2 separate regions of the Homo sapiens genome follow, and region 1 is linked to region 2. A link is a contact called in ENCODE Hi-C or POLR2A ChIA-PET data. All regions are on one chromosome and are shown on one strand. The core of a region is the stretch at or near the end of the contact, and the rest is flanking DNA. Distances in the headings are between cores, read along the strand shown.

The links. A loop is a pair of places that touch in the nucleus more often than their neighbours do. ChIA-PET counts read pairs that join two places held with the same protein, here RNA polymerase II (POLR2A). Pooled maps may share reads with other maps.
Region 1: a map of naive thymus-derived CD4-positive, alpha-beta T cell shows a loop between it and region 2 (5-fold over the local background). The contact joins the promoter of TANK here to the enhancer-like site in region 2. A Hi-C loop is called at or near these places in 1 of 168 maps with a recorded cell type or tissue (naive thymus-derived CD4-positive, alpha-beta T cell) and 6 of 50 pooled maps. POLR2A ChIA-PET finds 5 or more read pairs at or near these places in 1 of 52 experiments (T-cell).

What each region holds. Positions count from the first base shown.
Region 1 is chr2:161,158,994-161,161,693 of GRCh38, reverse strand. It overlaps TANK (TRAF family member associated NFKB activator), which reads right to left and starts at 1,266. Exons shown (of 8, transcript NM_001199135.3): 1 at 1,208-1,266. It overlaps TANK-AS1 (TANK antisense RNA 1), which reads left to right and starts at 1,404. Exons shown (of 3, transcript NR_187173.1): 1 at 1,404-1,562; 2 at 2,458-2,529. RefSeq lists an enhancer at 793-1,556.
Region 2 is chr2:156,404,340-156,407,039 of GRCh38, reverse strand. It overlaps a transcript of GPD2 not described here. Among named protein-coding and RNA genes, the nearest start is that of TRG-GCC2-2, 4.5 kb to the right of the region's middle. Within about 2 kb of position 1,344, at least 4 of the 41 ENCODE cell types and tissues checked have a DNase peak (open chromatin) inside an H3K27ac peak, as active enhancers do.

The DNA.
Region 1 (2,700 bases), core at 17-2,516, 4.8 Mb before region 2:
ATAAAATAGAGCTACATATGGCAAGACTTTCACCATATATATATATTTAATCTGAAACAGATTATCGAACAGTATGCATAATCTCATTTTCATAAGAAAGCAAAATAACATGGTTATGCACATACAGGAAAGATGTGGAAGGCTTGGATTACAACTGGGGAGAGGACTGAGAAGGATTTCACTTCCTGCTTTGCACATAGTTGTATTATTTGAGGATCCCTCCTCTCTCAAATGAGGACACAATAATTTTTAACAGAATGCACTGCTTGCTTCTCTGCTACCTCTCGTTTGGGTGTGTATTCCAACCGCGGTAAGAAGGCAGGTCATTTTCTTTTCCTTCAATTTCACGTCGCTTCTTCACTTCCTTTACTACCATCTCTCCCTTATTATAACTTGTCAAAAGCATCTCCTGTGAGGTGAGATAAACACCACTTTACATAGCAAGGCTGCTTTACTTTTGCTCGTTATAGCATAACAATAAAGGCACAGCTCTTCTTTGATTATCCTCCCCCTTTCTACTTCTAGAAAAGCACAGCTTTTTTGCCTGTAACTCGTTGCTAGTCAGTTTACACCGGCGTGAGGACTCTACCTAACGCCTGGGTTCCCACTGTGGGCGGGGTTGGCTTCTGTTCTTCCTGCCTTGGCCACCCACTCCCTCCGTGACCCTCTGGGAAGTTACCCAACTTCTCATTGACCAGGCTATGATGACACCCCACAGGAAGGCAGAGGGGAATTGTGCAACCACCTTGGGAAAACAACAGAAAGAACCAATTAAGTTTTCGAAAGAGTAACCACGATACTACTTGATTCTAGGAGGCAGTCTCTCTCCCGAAGGGAAGTCGGGAATGTTCCTGGAGGGTCCACTGCTCACCTCGACACCGCAGGCCCTTCCACCCCCATTTCCCGGGCAAAGCAGCCGGGACGAGTCCCTCCCTTGAAGCCGTTGGGGCAGAGGCCGACGATGCTATGCTGACATCGCGGGCCCGGAAACCAACCCACAAGGAGTCCGCTCCGGGGGAAGGACTCGCGTGGTTTCTCCCGCACAAAATCCCTCCCCAAACTGCAAATTGGTTGTCTCCGCTGCTCCTCGGCTTCTCTCCCTGCGGCGCCCCTACTGTCAGCGCGTCCCTCTCGCTCACGCATACAAATTCTCCGACGTCGTGCTTGACGGATTCGGACACACCAATTCACAAAGTTTCTTACTCACACAGTTCACGCTTTCAGCTGCGTTCCCTCTCCCCTCAGGTCGCCGGCGCCTGGCCGAGTGACTCCAACCGGAAGTTGCATTTTGTTCCAGTTCAGAGGGCAGTGCCTGCGCGCGGAGCCATTAACTCTTCACCTCCACCCAACAAGGCCAGGGCCCTTCCGCCCTGCCCCACCCAGCCCAGGGCTCTTCTGCCCCGCCCCTGCCCGCCCCGCCTAGCGCCCTCCCCCAGCCCTGCCCAGCCAAGTCCCCGCCTCTTAGAAAAAAAAAGCGTCAGCAGCGGAAGAGAATCCTATGTCAAGTGTAAAGGTCACTTGTGAGTCTTTGCTGGATTTTTTTGCCAAACGATAAATAACCGGTAAATAAATAACCAGTAAATAAATAACATCACCCTATATATGAGTTAGAGTACACAAGAATCACCTGAGAAACAAAATGTAGTTTCACCAACCGACTCCTACAGCTTTCATTTCAGAGCAACTGGAGTGAAGCCCAGGAACCTGCATTTTCAACAGATCCTCGTAAATTTATGTAATTAAACGTGGTTAAAGTCCACACTCTGAGAAACACTACATATACACATACCCATTTGGTTTCTCCCCAACTGGTAGTATTTTTCACTAAATGTATTTGTTAAAGAGGAATGGCTGGAAATGGAGGTGGAACTTTATTAGAAAATTTCCCATGAATTAAGACTTTCCCATTATTCCAATTCCTAGCCATGCATGAATATTATCTAAGATTCATATCTTAGATACCGCAAGAAAGATATCTTTTCCCTTTAGGGCAAGAGGATGAGGTCTGGCTGCCCCAATTTCTCCCTGTATTTCTGAATCATGGATGTTTACACATCTTTCCTTAGGCCAGTAAGTCCAAGGATTTAAAAACCTGCCAAGTTGCAGTGCATTCTGTCTAGTTATCTTGAATGTTGCTGTATACTTTTAAAAGTCAAAGCCTAAATATATTTGAAACAATGTTTTTAACAAACAGAAACTTCTTATATATAACGTTTTGACCAGTTGAATAGTTTTCTTGTAATAAGTAATTGAGTTAAACATCACAATACAGTACTGCTTTAAAAAAATTATTTAAACTTTTTTTGAGGGCAGTTTTAGATTCACAGCAAAATGGAAAGGAATGTCCAGAGATTTTCCATATACTTTCTGCCCCGACACAAGCATAGCCCTTCCCCATTATCAACATCCCTCACCCCAGTGTGATGAAAAAAAGCTGTTATAAATATCTGTGTGCAGGTTTTTTTGTGCGGACATAAGTTTTCATCTCCTTTGGATAAATACCAAGTAGTATGATTGCTGGATCATAAGGTAAGAGAATGTTTAGTTTTGTAAGCAATTGCCAAATTGTCTTCCAAAGTGGCTACCATTTTGCATTCCCACCAGGAATGAATAAGAGTTCCTGTTGCTCCAAATCCTTGCCAGCATTTGGTGTTGTAAGTGTTCTGGATTTTGGCCATTCTAATAGATGTGTGTCATATT
Region 2 (2,700 bases), core at 95-2,594:
GGGGTTTCACCATGTTAGCAAGGCTGGTCTCAAACTCGTGACCTCAGGTGATCTGCCCGTCTTGGCCTCCCAAAGTGCTGGGATTACAGGCTGAGCCACTGTGCCAGGCTAGGCATACTTTTCAATGAATACTCTCTCATACCTTTTGAATTTTGCACCATACATGTGGGTTTCTTATGAAAAAAACATATATTTTAAAAGACCCAAATAACTTGGGAAGAAGAAGAAGAAAGAGCTTTAGGAAGGGAAGTGAAAGCTATTTCTGCCAAGCGGCACAGCTCTGAAGTAGTTGAATAAATGCTTCACCCAGAGATGAGAGTCAAGAGAAAGGTAAAGAATTCCCACTCACATTTCCTCCACCATGAGGACTCTGTATGGATTTAAAATTAATTCAATTTTGGAATAAAGAAATGACTGAATTTTCCAAAATTAAGGAAGGAAGAAAGAAAAGGAGGGAGAGAGAGAAGTAGGGGAGGGAAAGGAAAAAATGCAATTGGTAGCAGCATGCAGGATGGCAGAGGAAATCTGAGGTTTCCTGGGTAGCCCAGGGAGTGAGCTGATAATTGTCTGCACTGTGTAGGAGAGATTGGCATGAGGAGGGAGAATAAGAGTCAGTGCCATTTTAAAAGGAGAAATCAGGCTTGTTGACTAATTGGATATGCTTGAGAACTAGGAATGAGCATATCGTGAGCAGGATGATTTTGCAGTGACAGCTTTCCAGGAAAAATTGCTGCATTCTCAACATCTGCATGCATCTGAGAATTACACCTGGATTCTTCACTTCCATGCCTTGATTTTAATCCTTAGGAAAGTAGGCCTTAGGGTACTACTTGTGATTCTAAAATGGAATAAGTAATGATTTAATTCCCAGCCAGTAAAGGGCAATCCAAATGACTGGCTCCACCGTTTCCCTAGGGCTAGTTTGTAACCTGGGACAGAAATAAGCTGTGTGTATTAAATCAATACGATCACTCACAGGTGAAAAAAAAAAAAAAGGCATTGCTTTGGTGACTTTGTATTATATGAACTATTTCTGTTTCTGAACTGTTTACTTTCTTCAGATGATATAAGCCTGGCCACTTTTCTATGATGAGCTAACACCAGCTAGGAACTTGGTACCTTGAGCAAGTGCTCCAAGGTGCTATGATGCAACTTACAACCCCTGCCTGTCGCACTGGGTGTCACAATGGCCAGGCTTGCCTAAAAGAGAAGATTGTGTAACACTTCACAGTGCTCAAGTGCTTTCCTTCTCTCTACCAGCTTCAATGGGAGCTTCTTATCTGAGCATGGGAACAGAGCAGACCAGGGGAAGTGTTAGTGTGCACCACCCAGAAGGCACTGTTGGTCATCCTCTGATCTCTTCAAGCTTGATCACGTGGATAATGAAATCACTGCCTACTACAGCATTCCCGATGTGAAACAGGATTACTACACAGTATATCTATGAAACACTGTGACATATGTGTTTGTCATGTTTTATTATTCAGAATTAGCAAAAGAAGTGGGGCTCTGCCTGCCTCCACAGATGCCACTGTCCTGTTTCTCCAACTTTGGCTCCTCAATTCTTGTCATTCCCTAAGGCTGCGTCCTCAGCACTCTTTTCTCTGTGTGATATTCTCCATTTCCACATTTTTGCATTTCACCCATCAGGTGATTGACTTCCAAATCCACTTCTGTAGCCTTGATTTCTCCTGGGGTTGATCTAACCACCTAGCAGGCACCTCTTCCTACTTACTTCAAAGTCAGAATTTCCAAAAATGAGCGCTTTACACCACCCCTTTCCTTCCAGTATTTTCTCTTCCTTACTTTTCTACACTACACCCCAAGTCTATCAAGCACGTAAGGTAGATTCCTAGAGTAATTTTTCTTCCTCCTTCTGTCTTGCCATGCACCTCATGCTAGAGCTGTGGCCTTGGTTCAGGACCTCGTCACCTCTCTACTCCTATTCTAACTACCTCTTGAATGGATTTCTCTATTTTTAGTTTCTCCTCTTTCTACTTCTCTGTCACACTGTTGCCTGAATATTCCTTCAAATGCTCCGAACCTTCTTTGCAACAGAGTTTACCTTATTCCAACAAGCTGGGAATGTGTCCTAAAAATTTTCTCATGGTTTTTGTTGTCTCCTTGTAGTGTTATCATCATCGACGAATTTCTCTAAATGTAAATGTTTCTTTTTTTTTTTTTTGGAGACGGAGTCTCACTCTGTTCCCTAGGCTGGAGTGCAATGGCACAATCTTGGCTCATCGCAATCTCTGCCTCCTGGGTTCAAGGGATTCTCCTGCCTCAGCCTCCTGAATAGTGGGATTACAGCCGCACCACCATGCCCAGCTTTTTTTTTTTTTTTTTTTTTTTTGGTATTTTTAATAGAGACGGGGTTTCACACATTGGCCAGGCTGGTCTTGAACTTCTGACCCCAGGTGATCCACTCACCTCGGCCTCCCAAAGTGCTGGGATTATAGGGGTGAGGCACCACACTTGGCCTAAACTTTTCTTAAACTTTAATATTATTAGTCTATATCACATCCTGGGTAATGAGTTATCTAAGTTTACCATGTTTGGGGTAAAACTGTTTCTCAATTTGTGTTAAGATTCTAGCAAAATACTGCTCAAACTAAGTTTAAAGGCTAATTTTGTTGTTGTTGTATGTTTTTTAGAGACATGGTCTTGCTCTGTTGCAAAGGCTGGAGTGCAGTGGCACAG